Regions from separate parts of the Homo sapiens genome. Here all the other regions are linked to region 3. A link is a loop called in an ENCODE intact Hi-C map of the cell type or tissue named here. Cell type or tissue: GM12878. All regions are shown on one strand. Each heading gives the region's core, and the rest is flanking DNA. Links, peaks and the distances in the headings are about the cores only.

What was found. Peaks named below come from ENCODE experiments on the same cell type or tissue, not always from the same donor. Only the 100,000 strongest peaks of a DNase experiment are listed, where the experiment ranks them.
Region 1: it touches region 3 in a loop (4-fold over the local background); 1 of 110 quality-filtered maps calls a loop at or near these places.
Region 2: it touches region 3 in a loop (6-fold over the local background); 1 of 110 quality-filtered maps calls a loop at or near these places.

The regions. Positions count from the first base shown.
Region 1 is chrX:7,258,813-7,266,571 of GRCh38, forward strand. It overlaps STS (steroid sulfatase), which reads left to right. Exons shown (of 11, transcript NM_001320752.2): 6 at 537-960. Among named protein-coding and RNA genes, the nearest start is that of PUDP, 110 kb to the left of the region's middle. In GM12878, for the core only: no CTCF peak of the experiment used is centred there; a DNase peak (open chromatin) is centred at 3,119; H3K27ac peaks cover 536 bases.
Region 2 is chrX:7,055,756-7,063,514 of GRCh38, forward strand. The region is part of intron 3 of PUDP (pseudouridine 5'-phosphatase); the gene reads right to left. Among named protein-coding and RNA genes, the nearest start is that of STS, 88 kb to the right of the region's middle. RefSeq lists enhancers at 2,115-2,615, 3,420-3,569. In GM12878, for the core only: no CTCF peak of the experiment used is centred there; a DNase peak (open chromatin) is centred at 3,666; H3K4me3 peaks cover 949 bases; H3K27ac peaks cover 1,106 bases.
Region 3 is chrX:6,735,198-6,742,956 of GRCh38, forward strand. It overlaps a transcript of PUDP not described here. Among named protein-coding and RNA genes, the nearest start is that of VCX3A, 200 kb to the left of the region's middle. In GM12878, for the core only: no CTCF peak of the experiment used is centred there; a DNase peak (open chromatin) is centred at 3,914; H3K27ac peaks cover 1,720 bases.

The DNA.
Region 1 (7,759 bases), core at 1,408-5,407, 520 kb after region 3:
GTTTCCACTTTTAACATTCAAGGAACAAAATTAAGTTGCTTCTAAAACTTTAATTTTAAGGGCCTGTCTCAGAAAAGCATCTGACCAGGAAAAAGAAAAAAAAAAAAACAAACTTGTATTTTTCTGTAGAGTGTGGTTTCCTGCCTATTAAAGATATTAGCTAGTTTTCTTTTTGGATTTTTATCTGATTGGGGTTTTTTGTTGTTGTTTTGTGTTGTTTTGTTGAAATCACTAAATTAGTTCTTATTTCTTGGTAGAGTGAGTAGAGGATTTTTATCTGGTTGAGATTTTGTTTGTTTTTTTGTTTTGTTTTGTTGGAATCGCTAAATTAGTTCTTATTTTCTGGTAGAGTGAGTAGGTAATACCTTAGCGTTTGTGGGGAAAAAAAAGTGAAAAATTCTAGGGTCCTATGAGCGGGAAGGCTAGCTTCATGAAATAGTCAGAAAGAACCTCCTTTTCAGCATGTAGGAACAGAAGCTTGGATTGGAATCAGGGTGTTTATTGGGACTGAAGTGATCCCCCATTTGTCTTCTCAGGGAAATGGCACCTTGGGATGAGCTGTCACAGCAAGACTGACTTCTGTCACCACCCTTTACATCACGGCTTCAATTATTTCTATGGGATCTCTTTGACCAATCTGAGAGACTGCAAGCCCGGAGAGGGCAGTGTCTTCACCACGGGCTTCAAGAGGCTGGTCTTCCTCCCCCTGCAGATCGTCGGGGTCACCCTCCTTACCCTTGCTGCACTCAATTGTCTGGGGCTACTCCACGTGCCTCTAGGCGTTTTTTTCAGCCTTCTCTTCCTAGCAGCCCTAATCCTGACCCTTTTCTTGGGCTTCCTTCATTACTTCCGGCCCCTGAACTGCTTCATGATGAGGAACTACGAGATCATTCAGCAGCCCATGTCCTATGACAATCTCACCCAGAGGCTAACGGTGGAGGCGGCCCAGTTCATACAGCGGTGGGTATTGCCTTGTCCTCTGATGCTGCCTGTTAAAAAACATTCTGGGTTATTTCTCGTGGAGGTGGAAGAACCAACAGGGTTTTGTTGTTGTTGTTGTTTGTGGTTTGTTCGTTTTTTTGAGACAGAGTCTTGCTCTGTCGCCCAGGCTGGAGTGCAGTGGCGTGATCTCGGCTCACTGCAAGCTCTGCCTCCCGAGTTCACGCCATTCTCCTGCCTCAGCCTCCTGAGTAGCTGGAACTATAGGCGCCCGCCACCACACCTGGCTAATTTTTTGTATTTTTAGTAGAGACGGGGTTTCACCGTGTTAGCCAGGATGGTCTCGATCTCTTGACCTCGTGATCCGCCCGCCTCGGCCTCCCAAAGTGCTGGGATTACAGGCGTGAGCCACCACGCCCAGCCAGAACTGGTAGGGTTATTATGCTAGCCACATTTTCCCTTCCATGCCTAACACATTTCTTCAGCCAGAGCTCGCCATAGCACATGTTTAATGGCCTTAGAAAGGTATTGCAATGCAGTGTGCTCTCCTTAGAGTCTCTTTGCCAACATTCCCCACATCCTGGGCTGGAAAGGCCCATGGCAAATTAATGTCTGCTGATGACAAAGGAGGTGTCAGATATCCCACTGGTTTTTTGTTTGTTTGTTTGTTTGAGAGGGAATCTCTCTGTGTCGCCCAGGCTGGAGTGCAAGTGGTGCGATCTTGGCTCACTGCAACCTCCACCTCCCAGGTTCAAGTGATTCTCCTGCCTTAGCCTTCTGAGTAGCTGGGATTACAGGTGCCTGCCACCATGCCTGGCTAATTTTTTTTCTATTTTTAGTAGAGACAGGGTTTCACAAACTTGGTCAGTCTGCATTTTGAACTCCTGACCTCAGGTGATCCACCCACCTCGGCCTCCCAAAGTGCTGGGATTACAGGTGTGAGCCACAGTACCCAGCCCCACTGGTCTTTAATTTTCAAATGTGGCCATCAAGAGAGGCAAGATAATGGCTTATGTTTAGTTTATAGGTTGTCCTTGTGATATAAACAATGTGGAAAGATCCAAAATATTTTGGATTAATCTCTGAGCAAACAAAACAAAACAAAAACCTCTGTGAGTAAACTGGGTGAAGTGAATGATGTCTCTTGGGTCTGTCAGGTCCCATTGAGTTTATAGTTTTGGGGATTGCAATCTGTAAATGGAATAACCATCAACAGTGGAGCAGACAGCATTCCTGAATTACATAGGTAGGTATAATATATATCTATATTATAATACATAATATAGAGAGCATAAGTAGATATAATTAAGTAGATATTATATAGAGGCTATGTCAAAAACACTTGCTATTCAAAACAAGCAAATAAAAGTATTTTGTTCCACTTGTAACTGTGGAGAACAGGACTCTAAAGAGAAATGGAAAGTTCATCTGAAAATCAGACGTTTGGTCTTTATGGTGACTTAAACTCTATGAGAGATGTAAAAGAGAGTTGGGAGGGTGATTTAAAAATTATAAAGGAGACAGAGGAAATATAGGTAATATTGGTTTGTCATCCAATTAATTGCATGACACAAAATTGTAAAATCAATCTCTGGATTGAACAATGAATGACAATGAAAAGGAAGTTATTGTGATGAAGGGAAACTATATTAGGGATTTAATTTAAAAACAAGCAAATATGCTCAGCCTAAGAAGAGAATACATAGTTAAGGTATGTGGAAGCTACATAAGTTAGGGCTGGTGAGAAAGGTAAAAGGTAACGTACTCTATGAAAATTATGTTGTCATTTCCTCACATGGAAGATGTTGTGTTCCTCTGTCCAGATCTTGTGTGCCTGGAGTTGATGCTTTACTGGAGGTTGGGAATGGGCAGTGGTTCTCCTCACTCTCTTCTTCCAGTTATGAAACAGCATAGGAGCAACCCATTCACCTGGAGGTACAACAGTGTCCTGCTACCCACAACATCACGGATTATGCAATAGATAAATCATAGGGTGTATTTTAGTATATCTCTCTGGTATCACAAAAGTGTTTCATCAACTCTGACAGAAGCCCACATATGGTTTGGGTGTCTGAACAGACTACGAAGTGACTTACACAAAAGTTGCAATTGATAGTATCACTTCCTCCTTCTAAAAATGAGACACAAATAGAATGATTAGTTCTTATAGTTCACACCGCCTCTCAGTTTTGACAGATTTTGTTAAAATCTAAATTGTCATTGAACTGTGAAATATATAAACTGGTCATTGGTCATTTTAAGTATTCTCAGTTTCAGCCTCTGGGACTTGGCTCCAGAGAGTATTCTATGTACTAGCTGCCCAACGGCTGAGGGAGCACCACACAATTTAAGTTTTTATTTTGGTTAACATCCAACTTCTGCTGCCAGTTTCTGTTTTTGTCAGTGAAGACTGACAAAATCTCAGTGGATTAACACTTGAAGATTTGTTTCTTGCCCATGCAAAATCTATTGCTGGTTGGGTGATGCTCTAGGGAAGCTTTGCTCCATGAGGAGACTCAGGGATCCAGGTTGCTAATATCTTGTGGTTCTGTCATCTCAATAGATGGCCTTCCCAGTAGCGTCCACAGGAGAAAAGAGTTGAAGGGTCCCTTGGGGGCTTTTTGTTACTTCACTGACCCAGGGGTCAGCATGTAGACCAGGCCCCATGTCTCCACCCTGACTTGACATGGGGCTAAGAGGCAGTCTCCCCATGTCTTCAGGAAGAAGAAAATGAAACGGCCTTGCTGAACATATAGCAGTGATTTTCCTACTGCAAACAGTGATTTTCAAATTTGTTTTAAAGCTGAGGAATATTTCAGATGAAATTTTATGAGAAGCTAAGTATGTCAGAGGGATAAAAGTTGCAGTGCTTGGGTGAACCTGGAACAGAGGACTGCATTTGGAAATTGCTGACATTTAATAAAGCCCCATGGAAATCTCATGAACAGCTGGAGAGAAAGGGCAGACTCTGCAACAAAAGAATAAAAGAACATGTGAGCAAACATCTAGTTAGTGCAGACTCTAGGCAAATTAATATTTAACAGACATTTGTAAGTAAAAAAGGTAGGCACACCAGGAGAAAAATCAACACCAGCCTTGGAATTTTAAAAAAGAATTGATATTACAGCTATGTGAGTGGAGGTTGAAGGAATTTGCCCAAGGTTATAGATAGGTGTAAACTAAAGGGGCTATTTTATTATAAAAATTTGGATTGCAGACATGTACCGCATAATAACATTTTGGTCAACAATGGACCACGTATATGACAGAAGTCCCATGAGATTATAATGGAGCTGCCTTATGCAGCTGTACGTTTGTATCTTTTTTGTTTTTTTGAGATAGAGTCTCGCTCTGTTGCCCAGGCTGGGGTGCAGTGGTGCGATCTCGGCTCACTGCAATCTCCCCCTCCCGGGTTTCAGTGATTCTCCTGCCTCAGCCTCTGAAGTAGCTGGGATTACAGGTGTGTGCCACCACGCCCAGCTAATTTTTGTATTTTTAATAGAGACAGGGTTTCACCATGTTGACCAGGCTGGTCTCGAACTCCTGACCTCAAATGATCCACCCGCCTCGGCCTCTCGAAGTACTGGGATTACAGGCATGAGCCACCACGCCCGGCCACGTTTGTATCTTTTATACTGTATTTTTTCCTGTACCTTTTCTATGTGTACATATGTCTAGATAAATACTTGCCATTGCATTGCAGTTGCCTGCAGTACTCAGTACAGTCACATGCGGTGCAGGTTTGTAGCCTAGGAGTAATAGGCTTTACCATATAGCCTGGGTGTGCAGTGGGCTATACCATCTAGGCTTGTGTAAGTGCACTGTACGATGTTTGCAGAATGATGAAATTGCTTAATGATACATTTCTCAGAACATATCCCTGTCACTATATGATGCATGTCTGTACTTGAAGCATTGATGTGAAGTATACTGCTTATTGGTATTTTAATATTTTCATCAGAGAAAAATAGAGTAAAGAAAATCTATAGTTTGGTGTTGTGTTGCGTTTGTGTGTGTATATATATATGTATGTGTAAATATGTGTGTGTATATATGTGTGTGTGTTTGTGTATATATATGTGTGTGTGTGCTTTACACACATATGTATTTAATTTACAAAGAGATAAATTATTGAAATTGATTTCCAAGGGAAGCTATAGGAGATATACATGTACAGCAGCAGCAAGTATTAATGTAAAGAATAAAGAATTTTCTGCCCAGGGTTGGATAATAGCCACTAAAAGTCCTTTAAGCAACTATTTATAGATCTATCAGAATTCAGGTAAGACATGAGCTATTTGTCATGATTTTCACAGGTTTGGGCTGACAGGCACTTGCTGGAGGGGTTATGAGTCGTTCTTGGGCAATATGCCTGTTGTCTGGGTGCCTGTCCTTGGTAAACATTGGGATCTGTGAGTAACCATAGCTCCATCATGTCATGCCCATGCTGACAGCCTGTCTTACCCAGGTGCCAGAGACTGCAGAAACCTCTCGGATTCTGCTCACAGCAAAATGGCATGGTGAAGGATGTCGTGCAATTCCTAAGAGAGGAAGGAAGACTTCAAGCTGTCAGTCACACTCCTGAACATTTATTTCCAGTATTATTTGTACAGAGATACTGCAGAGTTAGTGCCCGTGGTCAGCCCACACAGCCAGATGCAGGCATTGCAGGGCTGACCACCTGCCTCCTGGGCATGGCGCTTGGTTCAGAACTGTACATTGTAGGGTGGCCTTTGCTAGCCTAGTGTATGGTGGCGTATAATGTAGGATCACTATGACTTCCTGCAGGTAGACAAAGAAGGGAAAAGGGAGAGTCCAGGACTACAGGGGTAGACAAGTGATACCTCAGACTTTGCATAAGGAAAACCCCAGAGGTGCTTATTACAGCTGAAGATGGCCAAGATGAACTCTAGGGACTGTCACAGAGTAGTTCCAAATGAGACTTTGCATCAGCATTTTAATAAGCTTCTCAAGACATTCTAAACTGGGTGTTTCATAGGACACTCTAAGAAACACTGGGTTTCATATACATGTATGAGCTTTGGCTACTGTGCAGAAACACTGCAGTTATTTGTCACCTAGATTTTTCTAGAAGGTGATGCTGACAGGTGATCTCATGTAAAAGCTTTGGAACTTTATAAGATACATCATTCAGTTATATCATCATCTAGTAAGGTGCACATAGATATGTGATTAAAACAAAAGCTTATGGAAATGATCTTTCTCTTACTAGGGTGATTGCCCTAATATTTTCTACCCCATTTTATTCTGTTTTTTTTTTTTTTTTGGTAATAATCTGGTTTTGGAACTAATTAATTTCATGATGTATCAATGGGTCACAGTCTACATGATTGACCATGCTCTTACCTAGTGTGTGAGCTTTACTGTGTTTGATAAACAGGAGCACAGCCATTCCAAGATGGAGCGGCGCTCTTGGGCCTATTTAAGGCAGAAAACAACAGTGTGCTGTTTATCAAATTTGCTGGGAAAGCTGGACATCCTTATATCAGTCTTCATCTACCACAAATCTCTCAAAACGAGACAAGGTGGAGATTAATACAGCGTCCATTATACAATGGATAGTCAGAAATGATACTTGGCTTCCAGGGTGAATCACCTTGTATGACATGTATTTTGACAGAAATTATTTAATCTATTAGGTATATAAATATTCATATGATTACAAGTCATTTTAATGGGTATATAATTTTGAGAGGGGACCAAAACAAATTTATTGATCATGAGGATATTGAAGCCTGACAAGTTAATCTTGATTATCTCTAATTATTAGAGAGCTGAGATTTTCTTTTAGAACTACAGATTTAAGATGTTCTGGCAGCACCAAAGTTGAAGGGATGGTTATTGAATTACAACAAAAGGATTTTTTCTTTAAAATAGGTGATTCTAGTGTAGATGGCTATTGTCCACATTGGAGCACTCACAGCATGGTTAATATTAGTGAAAATGCTAGCATCTTGTACACTGTGTACATTCACAAACAGCTTCTTACATACTTTATCTGAAGATACAAAGATTTAAAGCACATTGTTACAATCATCCTTGGGTAGAGCTGTCTATCTGTGTTAGATTAGTTATCTGATTCACAAAATATAATATCCAAGGGTCCTGAGAGAATGGCCTTGATATGTTACCAAAGAATCCTAACATTGGTGACACCACCATGTTCATAAAACATTTTTTCAATGTCTGAAGACACATTTATATGTGTTATTTCATTATCCAGAATATCCTGAGCAATTTAGCCAGGTCTTACCACCTTTGTGAGAAATGGAGGTAGAGTTATTCAGCAGCCGAAAAAGGAATGCCTGATCAAAGCAATGGTAGTATTAGTGGAATTTACTCAAATGCTTTCAAATTTAAAAATTTCCAGTTACAACTGGTGCCTTGTTTAGATATTTTAACATATATATATATATTTGTACACAGCTGCTTCTCAGTTCATCTGTCAAAGGTGGTGAGGAAAATGATTTAAAACTCCTACTTCTAAAATTTATAGCCTTTCTCTACACTGTGTTACTGATATGATTTATACTCAAGGGTTTGCTCCTGAGATGCTAGCTTGCAATATTAGGGTATGAATGACAAGGAGGCATAAGGCAAAGATGCTTCATTGGTTTGTGATTCTTGCAAATGAGGTCCACTTAGTCAAACCCAGTTTGTGGCCTGGGATTCCAAGCACATATTTTCAAGTTGAGGAGAGCGATGATTTAGAATGTATAACCATCCACTCCACAATCCCTCACCCTAATTGACTCATTCAGGGATAAATTTATCTGGGGGAGATGCTTCTATTATTAGA
Region 2 (7,759 bases), core at 1,408-5,407, 320 kb after region 3:
CTGGTAATCACAGGACTTAAGCATCAAAAAAAGAAAGAAGAATATAAGCTAAATACAGTTTATATTTTGCACAAATAAAATTAAGGAAGAAGTATGTTTCTTATCTTCGAAGGCAGAAATATCTCAACACAGTTTCCGTCTGCCACACCCAGCTACAGGGAAAGGAGGTTCACCCTGACTGAACTTGGCTCTCATGCTTCCTTTTAAGCACCTGGCTCTCATGCTTCCTTTTAAGCACCTGGCTCTCATGCTTCCTTTTAAGCACCTCATGTTTTCACTTAGGGGGCAGCCCTTCCTGTCCCACCATGACTGACCAATTACACTTGACCTAAAACTCATTCATACCACCACCCATACAGTGAATCATGGATTCGTATGTTTGCATCTGTAGAAAGAAACTTTTCTCTCTAAGCCAAGGGACTTCAGCCTCTGCAAGTGGGGAGTGGAGGCAGACTGACTTTTCTCTGCACGGACTTGGTGGGTTGCTCCTTTGAGGGTGGTGGCCAGGGACAGGGAAGGTGGAAGTGCCCACGGCTCCCTTCTCTTTTCTAGCAGGGCTCCTGCACCTTCAGTGAAGCCGGAGAACTGGGGTTTGGTCCAGGGGATGGCGCTGCCACCTGCACATGCTCCCGGCAGGCCTGCGGCCTACCCTGAAATCTCCCTCCTTCACCCCACATATCATCTCTGTGTCAGGACATGCACATGGATGTGTGTGTATGCATGCATATTCTATATGATTTTAATTAATTTTGTGATCATTTTGTAGTGTATTTAGTGGACCTTCTAAGGCTGACTTCCACATCTTCAAGGAAGTATCTGGTCAAGAATATTCTTGACGCAGCTTGTACAGCCTACATATCGGCTGTAACTAGGCAGGGCCCAGTTTTCACGCACCTTCCCAGGATGCCATGGCAAATCGTGAGCACTGATGAACGTCTGCTAAATTAGTGAAGATGGTGGAGGTGTCCTGGGTACAGGACTTAGAGCCACAAAGGGGCCATGGAAAGTCAGCGCTAGGGAATAGACAGAGCAAATGCAGCATCTCCTCTGCTTAGTGCAAGGGAAGTTCAGAGGCAAGCTGGAGGTCATGCAGTCAGGCGGAAGACAGAACTCTTGAATAGAATCCAGGTCTGCAGAATCCAATGTTCTTTTCACTCTACCCAGCTGAAGGCTAAAATATATCTGATTTCCATCTCCAGGCGAGGAGATGAGCTTAATTAAACTGTAGCTTGAGGGATTTAATTTAGGGAGCATGACATTTCCAACGACAAGGGAGGTGAAGCACCTTGGCGGCTTATCACTTGGAGGTGATGAACTGACTTCTCCAACGATGTTGAAGCGCAGCAGCGACCTGGGGATGGTCTCTGTCCAGGGGACTTAAAAAGTCCTTGTACTTTAATTTCTTAAAAGACAAATATCATATAGCTTAAAAGTTCCATTTTATAACTAGCAAGTTGCACATAAGAGTATCTTTGTCTGACAGCAGCAGGGTGTCTTAGTCCCTTCAGGTTACTGTAAGAAAATACCACAGACTGGGTGGCTTAAACCCCAGACAGGGATTTCCCATAGGTCTGGGGCCAGGCGGTGTGAGATCAGGGAGCCAGCGTGGTCTCTGGCTCCCTGGTCTCCCCCTAACGCATTACACTGGGGGTGAGGATTTCAGCATCTGAATTGGGGGAGGGAAACAGTCCAAACACAAGAGCAATGAATAAAAATGGATGGGATTAGAGGAAAAACTGAGAAGCAATAGGGAACTGGATGATACCTGGGATGTTAAGCCTGATGGAGAAGCTGATTCTCATGTTTCTGATGTGGTGGGTCTTGGGGCCGCCATTTTGGTGGCAGGAAGGAGAGGTAGCTTTTGTGACAAGTTGGGTTTGAGGCCATCGTGGGACACCCAAGTAGAAGGCTCGGGGTCTCCATGCACTGTGGCTGTGAGCTGGAGGTGCGGTCAGGTGTCATCAGAGCAGAGAAGCAGTTGATTACACAGAAGGAGGAGCGCTGAGAAGGGATCCCGGCAGCCCTGGCATTTCTGTGCGGTGAGCAGACGAGGTCTATGGATGGAGCTCTAGGTACAGTTTGGGCAGGAAGGGAACACAGTAGGAGGCAGTGTCAGGAGCTAGGTTAGGTTTTCAAGAGGGAAGGAGAAGGGCCCGCGGCTTGTGATGCTCTCGTGTTCCTCCCCAGGTCTCACTTCCCGGTGATGCTTCCACCTTTGGCTCCTCCCTGCTGCAAATCCTGTCCCCGTGGCACTTGCCCACCATTTCTTCTCAGCAGCTGGGATCAACAGCACGTCCCATCGGGAAGCAGACAGAACAGTCACAGCAGGGAAGGAGCCAGCCCCTTTCCAATCCTGCACACCGGGACCTCCTCCAGGCCACAGGCAGAGTGCTGCCCGTGCCTACTTGGGATCACATTTCGTAACCGATTTTACCTTTTAAACTATGATGTGTCTGTTTTAAATTATGTGCTTCATTGGAACTAGTGAGCTTTCCAAATATTACTATATCATCTCTAAGGAATAAAGCTTTCCCTTTTGCTTAGTGAAATACAACATTTGGAAGGAAGTCACTGAAGGGTACTTTCAGGGCTCCCAGAAGCGGTCCTGGAATTACATGGAAGCACAGAAAGTACAGCAGCTGCTCACAACTATTCATCAATTATAAAGCCATGTATGATCTGAATCTCATCACCAAAACCAGGCTTTTTCATAGGAGGTTTTTTCCTATGCATTAATTTTGTAATATGAAGTTCAATTTTCACATGGTGAGACATCAAAACTTCAAGGGGGCCTTAAACTTTGTTTTTAATTTTGATTGGCAGTGCTCATATCTAAGGTTTAAGTTCTGTTTGACTTCATGTTCCTTGTCAGACAGTGATCTGTAAATAAGTACCACAATGTTGTCATGTTGGATACATATACACTATTAGATGTTTGTTTAAACATGAAACTTTTAAGTACTGCTGTCAAAATGACTGCTGAGGTATGTGTGTATTTTGTTATTAATTAGTACTTTTGTTTATATTATTCATCAATCCATCCATCTGTCCATCCATCCCTATTTATCAATCTATCCATCCCTCCCTTCCTCCTGCTCTCCCTTCCTTCATCCAAACATCCACCTACCTACTAGTAAGCTACATATGGTGCTGCATTCCTCTAAGTAATAGTGCTGAGGTGGAGGTCAGTATCCCTTGTGCACCGCAGAGCTACTGTTTTACTGAATCGATAGTGCTCTGAAAATCAAACTATAAAACCATTATTGATATAAACATGTTTATAACAAAACCCTTTAGAGTTACAAGCTAGGTAAATGAATGAACTACACCCCTAAATTGATTCCTTCTCCTATAGAGAACAGCCTTTGAAAAAGTTATTTAACGACTTGGTTGGGGGGTGGGCAGGAAAGCTTCCTAACGAATTCTCTCTGTGTCATTTTACTCAATAAAAGTACATTACGGGCACTCTTAGCATGCATATTAAAGTGTATGTATGTAAATTAAGTGGTGAGCAAAAGACTTCAAGACAGCTCAAAAAACCTTCCTGATTTCCTCTTTTAATGGTACAGATGCCGCGTCCACCAATCTGTCAGAAACCAGTGAAAACCCAGCAAGGCCCTGAAAGGTGCTGACTGTCTTAAAGTCAAAAACAAACCGCAAGTTTCTAGATGGTCACTAGAATCATTTTCTTTTTCCACATCCTCTGAGTAAAACATGTGAAATCAATTCATCTTACGTAGCCTTCTGCATGAGACTCATGATCCGCAAGTGTGACGGGAGGCCCCTATCGGTTTTGTGTGTTTAGAGGGACATTATGACTTCAGACAGACTCGGGAAGATTAGCCATGTACGGGATTAAAATGCTCTAACCTGTAGAGCAGCAAGTTGTGTTTATTTTCAACAGCACTTTCGTTATGGAAAAACCACATTTAGGTGCCTTAGATGTGACTTGCTTGTGGTATGCTTGCTGTATAATATGACTCCACACATTGTCAGGACAGCAAAAGCACAGCGATGTTTGCCTGCTTTTGAGAGAAGCTACAGAGGGGGCTTCCCCAAACAGGATTATCACAGCATAAAGAGAGTGCCTTTGCTGGCCTGTGTGAGTGATTTTTCCATGTCATCTCCAAATGTGCCATGTAGAAGAAGCTGCCATTTATAATGGGAACTGATAAACACAGAGAAAAAAGCCTAAGGAATTCATTGGACCTGGAGGGGATTAAAAGACTTCGTGATTAAATGAGCTGGTGGATGAGCCAATGAGCTGTCTGTGTGGTGAGCACGTGGCAGCTGGCAATGCAGAGGCCTCTCTTCGGTCCTCTCCTTGGTCCTTTCCATACTGACACCCGTTGTGCATGGCCCAGCAACCTACTCAACAGGGGATGAGAGGCCTACAAAGCCAATGCCCTTCAGGATGGATTTATTTTCTGGTTTTCACAGGGATGCCCTCAGTTCTCCTTCCTGCAAATATAGTAACTGCTGACTCCTGAAATAAAAGCCGGTGTTTATAGCTGTGGTTGCAAAGTCAGTGTTTCCCAAACAAAGATGTGTTGCAGTACCAGGTGAGGCTTATGTTGTTTTCACTGGCCTCCCATGCCCATATTAACGTTCAATTCTAAATTGTCTAGTAGTAGAATGTTCATGAGGTAAGGGGTTTCTAGAATGTTCTGTGACACAGCAGTCCAGAGAAATTTTCCAGAAAAAGGAGATTCCTCCCATTAAATGAGGAACTGGGGACCTGCCATGTACAATTAGCACAGAAATGTTTCCAGAAGTGCTGCCATGGATAACTGTGTAGTTGAAACCTCACTGAGGCCTCTCAGGCATGGACACCTATCTTCAGAGCAAATCGATGAAGGTCCCGCAAAGCAGCACTCCGAGGAATCTATTTTGGGGACGTTTTCACAAAGAGTAGCTGAATGTGGCATGACTCACGTCAATGCAAATGCAATTCATTTGCCTTGTTTTCTTGAACTATTCTGAATCTTACCTGTAAATAACGACAGATGAGGCAGATTTCACCTTAAATGCCTATCCTCTTGCAGGAATGGTTGCTTACATGGCATTGAGGCTACTGCTTAATTCAGAACTGAAGGGACCAGCTCTGTGAGGGCACCCTCCCTAGGCCCCTCGGCAATGGGCTCTGCTGACCACTCATGACAAAATGGCGCCCAGGGCACCTGTGAGGGCAACACAGGGCCTGGTCCATCCCTCTCTCCTTTCCTTTAGATAGAGAGGGGCGTGAGCATATTCTCAATCCTGGAAAACAGAGGTGGAAGGCATCTTGCCTTCCTTTCTCTAACCTGAGATGCTGATGGAGCCTGGGCTAGAAGACTGACCTGGCTGTGGGGGCTAGAGAAGAGCGAGAATGTGCTGGATGTGGGGCCTGGCCTGAGGGTGGAAATTACTGGGGCTACTGACACAGTACTTGTCTGATACTGTGTATGACTAACTCAGTGTTTCTCAACCATTTCATTCATGATCACCCCCAAAAAAGCTTTTCCAGTTATTTTTCCCCAACAGTCTATCCCCATAACATGTTATAATAACACAGATACACTATATTTTTCTGTATGTGTATTGGTGCTTGATACATTAAAAAAAAGTAAGGTTTCATTTTCACCTCCCCAAAGCCAATTTTTATACCTTGGGACAAAATGCATGGACTATTCTATTCAATTTTACTCAGTTGAACAGTTTTTGGAGAACCTACTGAAACCACTCTCAAGGAAGGGTCCCACTGACCCAGGAGAAGAAGGCTTCACAGAGTAGGAAAGTAGCTGAAGATTTCAGAGAAAAACACTTTCACTACAGAGAAGAATCCCCCCACCCCCACCCCCGCTGCCTGGAAGATCACAAATGAACTGTAACCTTCCAAAGTCAACACACAACATTTCATAACTATGACGTACTTGGGGAGCTGTTCAATTGCATGGAATAATTCATATATTGAAGAATGTGGAGAACAAACAAATGAATCTCTGACAAATAACACTATTCCAGGTAGCAGTCTTTAAATATGCCCTCCCACCAACTTCAAATTTTATAAATGAATGAATCAATGATATCCAGTGCTTGGCAGATGGGACATGCTCCGTCGCTATCAGCTATTATTATGATAATGGTGATCCATTCTGTAGACGTTACAAAAAATTCACTATGAAGTTTAAAATTACTCAAGCTCGTGTTGGGACTGGGACTAGCACCTTATATTCTAGTGACTATGCCACTAAATATCTCAATTACTAGCCAGGATATTGATAAACTGCAAATTAATGGCATTTGTTTCTTCCTGTTTTTTTGTGAGATTCATCAGAAATGCATATTTATATTAGAAGCTGGGCTTTAATCAATAGCTATCAGCAATTCAAGCATGTTAGACATATTTTTAGGAAATTAACACCTACATAAAGTACTGTCTTGGGCAGGCAGAAGACAGAAAGCAGAGCAGACAGCTCTCCAGCCTCCCTGGAGTTCATGGTCTCCAAGGCAGGAAACATGCACTGGGGAATCCCTGCTAATACAGGCCCACTGTGGGGAGCCCTGTTTGAGGCACACAGTCCTCTGGAGCAGGGACAGCAGTCCATTCACCAGGATTTGGAAGGTGGATTTGAAGGAGTGGGTTTAGGGAAGATGACTCAGGGATTTCTGGTCAGAGGCAGGTCATGAAAGACAGGCATAATCGCACATGATGTATGTAGCCACTGGGAAATGGAAGGTGTGTGTGGGGTGAGAAATGCAGGCAGAGGGAAGAGCTTAGCAGAGACAGCTACTGGCTGCACTCCAGTGTGGAGAGGCTTGTCAGGATGAGATGGACATGCAGAAAAATAAACATTGTACTGGGGGCAGGCAGAAGACAAGGCCCCAAAAGGAAACCAGAAGTAATGAGTGAGGTAGGGAGCAAGGGGTCAGGCTGAGAGGTCTGTGCTTTACGAGGTGGGTGGGGAGGGAAGCTGGGGAGGGTGAGATGAGGTCAGAGCAGGGCAACTGGGCATATCAGTGTTTTAGAAACATCAAAGAAGCAAAACCACTGATTTACCAAGAAACTCTGACCATTGTTAAAGGCAGTGCCCCCCTACCCTAGCAGTATTGTTTATGTCTAGTAAGATTATTCGAGAGCATGACTGCTTAATTTTTTTTTTTTTTTTTTTTTTTGGAAATCCAAAATACAACTCATCCACTGAAATACCTGGCTTAGTGTCAAATGTTTTATTCTGCAATGGTGGCTTAATTCAGATGGGTTGGTTACATGCTACCTGCTATTAAGATGGCCTCATGCAAACTGTCATTCTTTGAAACTGCTGGTATGTGGAGATTGCACAACTTCATGTACAAATGCACATGGAACCAGAGAAACCACTTAGCAGTTACACTGGTACAACAACACCATACAAATGAATTACAAAGCAGCCCTCAAGAGATGTTACACACGTGATAACAAGTAGTCACTGCTGGCCTGTCATTTTAGCAATTTATAGTTTGCTTGATATATGTGTCTGTGTGTATGAATCTAAAGAATGAGAAAAAATTAATTGTGTAGTGATTCATTTATCAGGAGTCATACTTAATAAAATGGAACAAAAACATCACAAACAGGTAAAGCATGGAGATTCTGTTGGGTTAATGGTCTTTGTAATTGCAAAGGAAAATGATGTTACTATCACTTTTGGGTGTTCAATTCAGCTTATCTGAAGGGGCTGGAAAAAGATCAAGTAATTACTAACCATACTTGACTTTGAAATGCGTTCACACACCTATC
Region 3 (7,759 bases), core at 1,738-5,737:
GCAGGCTGGTTTCTTTTTAACCAAGTTAAGATTGCATTCTGTTAAAGAGATAAAAATATGTTTCCATGGTTCAGGTAGTGTTGGGCTGAGACCATCTACACTTGGGACACAGATCTGTCCACACTGCCCTCTTCTCCAGATGTTTTCAGTGACCAACCACCTCGGACACTGCAAAGTGAAGGAAAACGTTTTGCCTCAACATAAAAAAAAAAATGTTATGAGGTCATTAAAAATGCTGAGGAAAGCAGAAAAGATAAAACCTCCATAGAAACAAAATATACTTATTTTTGCATACCTTTCTCTCTTTGTGTATTTACTTATTTTACATAAGTATCACATAGAAATAAATTCAGACATAGAAGCTACAATGTTTCACATAATGATCTACCCACTTAAGTGAAGAAATAAAATATTACTAACAACTGCAGTCTCCTGTGTATACTTTTGCAACCAACCTTCACTCCCCTCCACCTTGTAGTAATTCATCCCTCTCTTGAATTAATCTTTTAATCTGTTCCATGCACTGCTTTATACTTTTACAATAGTGTTGTTCACACTCCATTTACACACTTGATGTGTACAGCTTTCCAAATAGGGAGGCCAAATAGGGAGGATTGCTTGAGCTTAGGAATTTGAGACCAGCCTCGGCAACATAGTAGGACCTCATCTCTACTAAAAATTAAAAAAAAAAATTAGTTGGGCAGGGTGGCATGCACCTGTTTTCCCAGATACTCAGGGTGTTGAGGTGGGAGAATGACTTGAGCCTGGGAGATTGAGGCTGCAGTAAGCCATGATCATGCCACTGCACTGAAGCAACTGATCAAGACTTTGTCTCAAAAAAAAAAAAAAGAAGCAAGAAAAGGAAAAAAAATCTACTCCATTAAGGTATTTCTAAACCAATAACGACACACTTCATTTGTAAATGTTCATTCCTTCATTCAAGAAAAAAAAACATTGAAAACTTTATTGAGCTTCTAGTATATTCTAGATGAGAAATATAGTGAAAGAATAAGAAAAAATTTAAACTCGTATCCTCAGTGAATTTTGTATTATACTGAGGGAAGATACAATGAACAATCAATATGAAAAATAAATAAGTGGTCTAGTAGACTGAATAATGCCCTCCTATCCCCAAAGATATCAGGTCCTAATACCTGGAACCAGGAAAGGTTACTTTATATGAAACAGGCTCTTTCATACTTTATATGAAAAATGCAATTATGGATTTTGAGGTAATGGAATTATCCAGGTGGGCCCTAATATAATCATGTGTATCCTTACAAGAAGAAAGCAGATATTATTGCACATATAGCCAAAGAAAATAAATCATTCTACCATAAAGACATATGCACACATATGTTCATTGCAGCGCAGTTCACAATAGCAAAGACATGGAATCAACCTACATATCCATCACTGGTAGACTGGATAAAGAAAGCATGGTTCATATGCACCCTGGAATACTATGCGTCCATAAAAAAGGATGAGATCATGTCCATTGCACCAACATGGATGGAGCTGGAGGCCATGATCCTAAGTGAAGTAACACAGGAACAGAAAACCAATAACTGTACATTCTCAGTTATAAGTGGAGCTAAACATTGAGGACAGATAGACACAAAAAAAAGGAGAAATAGACACTGGGGCCTACTTGAGGGTGGACAGTGGGAGGAGGGTGAAGATTCAAAAACCACTTATCAGGTACTATGCTGATTACTTGCATGATGAAATAATCTGTATACAAAACACCTGAAACTCACAATTTTCCTAAACATACCTGCACCTGTAACCCTGAACCTAAAATAACAGTTTTTTTAAAAAAGAGGAGGCAGAGAGACATCTGTCACACACAGAGGACGAGACAATGTAGAGAAAAAAGATCTGTGTGCTGTGCTGATCTTCAAGATGGGATTCAGGCTAAAGGAAGATTTAGATTCAAGCAAAGGAAGGCCAGCTACCACCAAAAGCTGCACGAGATAAGGAAGGATCCTCCCCTAGAGGCTTCGAAGGCAGCTCATCTGTTCTTGATTTCAGACTCTGGCCTCCAGACCTATGAAGAAATACATTTCTGTTGGTTTTAAACCATGCAGTTTGTGCTGATTTGCTAAAGCAGCCCGAGAAAGCAAATACAGTTGGCAAGAAATATTATGAAGAACATTAGAGGGGAGTAGCTAGTGCTTGGGGTAGGGAGTTGCAATTTAGATAAAGTGGTGAGAGAAGACTGCTCTGAGAAGGCAACGTTTGAGCAAAGACCTCAAGAAGGGAGGGGAGGGGATTGTTTCTAGAACCTGGTAATAACTCTGGGAGAGCTTTGCAGTGAGAGTGAGCAGCAGGTATTAGGACCCTGAAGGAGGAGCATTCCTGGAATGCCCTAGGCACCCAGAGTGGCCATGGATGAGGGAGGGAGGGAGGGAGAGTAGTAGGAGGTGGGGCCACAGAAGTGATGGCGGGGACCCATCTTTGCATGTCACTGCAAGGTTCTCAAATTTTAGGATGCAGGAGAGGGGTATCGTAGGATATTGAGAAGTATCCCTGGTCTCTGCCCAAAAATGCCAGCAGCACCACCCACCCCATTTCCTGTTTCCAGGTTGGGAGGTTGGCACAACTTTGTCTCCTATTTTAAAAGGATTACTCCATCAACTGGGTTTAGAATAACCTTGAGGGCTTTGTGCTGTCGATGCGAGCACTGAAGCAAAAAATACAAATAGTATTACTATTATCCTGAAAGACCCAATGGTAGCAGTTTCTAGAAGGTCATGATGAGATTAATGAGAAGAGGTCATATTCTGGATATGTTTTTAAAGTTCAACAGGCAGGACTTAATGAACTGGATATGAAAAAAAAGGAGTAGATGAAGATGCCATCATGGCACCCTAGAAAACCTTGGACAATGCTAGCAGATGCAGGTGCAGGCAGTGCTTGATGCAACTCTTGGTTTCTCATATCCCAGGGGGTGTGGTTGGTCCCCCAGTCCACATCATCTAATTTAGTCCATGTACAAGAGTTCTTAGACACTCAGAAACACACACAGTTTCTAGAACTGAGGACAATTCTACAGCTTACAAAACCATCATGGATGATGGGCAACAATGTAATGGAATCTGTTGGTGCCATGCGTGTCGATTTCTGAGAAGTGTTGTGAAGCTTTATTGGAACTCTGGTCATTATTGTCTTCTTTTCTAGATGAGTAGTTCCCAACTCTGTCTGCACCTTAGAACCACCTGGGGAGGCTTAAAGAATCCTGTACCCCAGCTGAATCCCACACCAATGACTTCTAAGTCTCCAAGCGTGGAATCCAGGCATATGTATTTTTGAAAGTTACCCTTAGATTTTTCCTAAATGTTTTGAGCAACTGTCCATTTTCTCTTCATCTTTATCCCATAAACTAGTGATACTCTACAGGGATTATTCTTTCCCTAGGGACATTTGGCCATGTCTGGAGACATTTTGGGTTGCAATAACCCAGTTAGCATCTGTTGGGTAGAGACCAGGGATGTTACTCAGTACCCGACAATGCACAGCACAGCCCCTACCACAGAGAATGACTTCACCCTCAAATGTCAAAGTTGAGAAAACCTACCCCAAACCCTCAAATGTCAAAGTTGAGAATGAGAAAACCTGCCTCAAACCCAGGGAATTTGATTACTGCATTGATGGGTTCATTAATCATTGCCAGACATTTTTAAATGCCTTTCCTCTTTTTTTCGGTGCTTTTGAATTTAATTGACAAATTGAAGGTCGCATGGGAAGACAGCAAAGAAATAGAGGAAGAGAGAGATAGAGTACAAACACCTGCGTTGAGTCACCATTTCCTGCAGCCCTGAGTGCCTCTAGTAGCTAGTGAGGGGGACAATTAGCAGTTTTTGAGAGTGATGAGAACAACTATTTGCATGTTCTTTTCCTTCCTGAATTGTGTTTGTGAGAGCTAAGTTAATCATCTGATAGAGCCACATTCACACGCCAGGTGTTGCGGTTGAACACCAATGTCTGTTTCTTCAAGGTTTCGAAAATGGTTCACGGAAGGGCCTGCTTTTTGCTGAAATCGTGCACATGGATGATAGGAACACTTCCACTCTCAACAGTCACATGGCATCCCTTAGGAAGCTGCAGTGACCTAGAAGCCATCAAGGACAATTTCCTGAAAGGGGTTTGCTTTTCTGAGTAACCGCTTCCTGAGCTTGCTTCTCTGTTTGTGGGACCTTATTTTTCAGACTGGCTCAAATAGGTTATCAATTCGGAGTAACATTGCTCCTCTCCAGGGACATTTGGCCATGTCTGAGGACATTTTTGGTTGTCGCAACTGGAAATGGCAGAGTGTGTGTGTCGGGGGTGCTGCTAGCATTTGTTGGGCAGAGGCCAGAGATGCCACTTAACATCCTACAAAGTATAGGACTGCCCTCCACAATAATGGTCCAGCCCCTGATGTCAATAGTGTCAAGGCTGAGAAGCCCTAGAAAGAGAACAGTAGGATAAAGAAAAAATGAATGAACTTACAAATAATTTCCACTATGTGATTTAGATAGAGGCACAAATATTCCCTCTCTTCTCCAAATATTTCCTCCTTCATCTGTTGATCTTCAAGGGAGTTTTACTGTAAAACTTTGAGCTTGTCTTCATGTTCCAAGAGGGATGGAACCTGAGCTAAAATTTAATACCTGGCTATTTTTGGAGTAGTATTTTAGTTTCTAGAACCTGGGAATAGGCAGTGCCCAACTGATGCTCTTCTCATTTATTTATTAGCCTACTAAGATTTTGTGAATGGTTACAGTAAAGACAATGGTCAAATTTTATTTATCGCAGAATGTCTCTGTCATGTTTGATCATAGACACCTTTAGCAGGGTAATTTTTACTATTCCCTATTCCTTTAGGGTGATCAACTCATCCTGGTTTGCCCAATACTGTCACAATTTCAGGAGTGAAAGTCCTATATCCTGGCAACTTTCCGTATTGTGGGGTGGGTGGTCACCCTGCATTCCATGGAATTGGTTTTCCAAGTAATAATTTTTGTGAAATGCAGCACTGGTGTTTGTTATTTTATTTTATTTATCTGGTATTTTATTTGGTATTTGGTATTTTCCCAAAGGATAACTTGGTAATTAGCATTCTCCCATTGGGAAAATAATTGATCAAAAATCTGTTGTCATGGAATAGACACTTCTTTGTACACATGGTTGGACCTTTAACTAGGGAGACAAAAGATTATATTTTTAACAATTAAGGATACCTATTTTATAGAGTTGTTTCTGAATTATTCCAGATTTTTCACTTCAATATTAAATTTATTTTTATCAGATTTTATAAAGCTCAAGGACCATTAGAGATGTCCCTAAGAGTAAGGTTTTTGCAAATTTAAAGAATCTGTTTTTGCGTGCCTGTCAGTATTGTAATCACTTTTTCCTTTTCCAACATAAGATCATACATTAAATTTAAATAATAGCCTTATTAATAATTGGAACCCACTGCAGAGATCCCTGAGAAGGCCCAGAGGCCACATGTTGAGCCCAAGTGAGTGCATTCATTGAAATGTCATGTCAGTAATACCAAGAGGGCTGATAATGATACACCCTCTCGTGCTCCTCATCCCACACTTTCACGACATCTTATCAACGAGTTCTAATACAATAAACTTACATGCACTTGATAGAATAATTGCCATTTTAATTTAAAAACTTGGCAGAGGCCAGGTGCGGTGGCTCACGCCTGTAATCCCAGCAGTTTGGGAGGCTGAGGTGGGCAGATCACCTGACGTCAGGAGTTCGAGACCAACCTGGCCAACATGGTGAAACCCCATCTCTACTAATAATACAAAAACTACCCGGGCGTGGTGGGGCACACCTGTAATCTCAGTTACTCTGGAGGCTGAGGCAGCAGAATTGCTTGAACCTGGGAGGTAGATGTTGCAGTGAGCCAAGATCGCACCACTGCACTCTAGCCTGGGCGACAGAGTTAAGACTCCATCTCCAAAAAAAAAAAAAAAACTCGGCAGAGACTGAAATTGTTTGTACCTCCAAGTCTTAGTTTTCCTCTGCAGCTCTAAGCCAGTGGAAAATTGACAAATTCCAACACAGTTTTTGAGAATTATCTATGTGACTTCAAACGTGTTAGTTTACATTCCCACAATGGATTCACACATGCATACATATGGCAACTGTTGCATATGTAAATGAATGCATCTATAGGAAGTCAATAGGAATTCAATATATCTTTGTATGTGAATTTAATCGAAACTGATGTGTCTGTATATGCATATATACATATATACACACATTTATACATATAGACATACATAGGCACACATGAATATACATAGATAAGATAGATATAGATATATAGAGGGATATATAGAGATAGATGGTGGATGAATAGATAGGTAAAAACAGATATAGACATATGTAGAGAGATACATAGGTATACATAGGTAGGTAGGTAGATAGGGAGGGAGGGAGGTAGATAGGTATAGGTAGGTAGATAAGTTGATTGACTGATTTCATGATACATCCTGGAAAGTTACATACAAGTAAATTCCTAATATCAACTCATTTTTATGCCATTTTTTCTCCTCAAAGTAGAATACTACATGCTTGTATAAAGATTTCTCTCTTTTTAAATCTCTCTCTCTCTCTCTCTCTCTCTTTCTTTCTTTCTTTCTTTCTTTTTCTTTCTTTCTTTCTTTCTTTGATGGAGTCTCACTCTGTCGCCCAGGCTGGAGTGCAGTGGTGCAATCTCGGTTCACTGTAACCTCCATCTCCCAGGTTCAAGCTACTCTCATGCCTCAGCCTCCCGAGTAGCTGGGATTACAGGCACATGGCACCACGCCTGGCTAATTTGCTACTTTTGTAGAGACAGGGTTTCACCATACTGGCCAGGCTGCTCTTGAACTCCTGACCTCAAGTGATCTGCCCGCCTCGGACTCTCAAAGTGCTGGGATGTGAGCCACCAGGCCCGGCCTTCCCTCTTTTTTAATGTGTATAGTTGGAGGATTCTGGATAAATAACAGGGAAATGATATAACTGGATTTACTGAATTAACTCTCAAAACCCTTTTCTGGATTCAGACATTGAGTGGGTTGATTTAGGCCAAGGTCCCCAAATCACTGCCCACAGGCCAAATCTGGCCCACTGCCTGTTTTTATGAATACAGTTTTATTGGAACAGTCACATTAATTTATTCAGGTATTGTCTGTGGCTGCTTTTGCTGTACAATGGCAGAGTTGCCTATTTATGGCAGAGACTGTGTGGTTCACAAAGCCAAAACATTTGCTATCTGGCCCTTTGTAAAAAAATCTTTGGGCTGAGTGTGGTGGCTCATACCTGTAATCCCATCACTTTGGGAAGCCAAAGAGGGAGGCTCACTTGAGCCTAGGAGTTCTAGACCAGCCTGGGCAAGATATTTTTTAGAGACACTCTCTACAAAAATAAAAATTAGCCGGGCAGTTGTGGTGGAGCACACGCCTGTAGTCCCAGCTACTCAGGAGGCTGAGGTGGGAGGATCGTGTAAGACCAGGCGTTCAAGGCTGCAGTGAACCATGCTTATGCTACTGCACTCCAGCCTGAGCGATAGAGCAAGACCCTGCCTCAAAACAAACAAACAAACAAAAAACCAAAAACAAACACAAAAAAATTTTGCTTATCCTTAAGTCAGATTAAAGAGAACCAGGTACAGTTATTTTTAAGAACACATGGTTTGAGAAAGTGAAATACATAGCTTCCGCTCAGGTTACAAAGTCACATATATTCAAATATAGTGTTTTCAAAAATT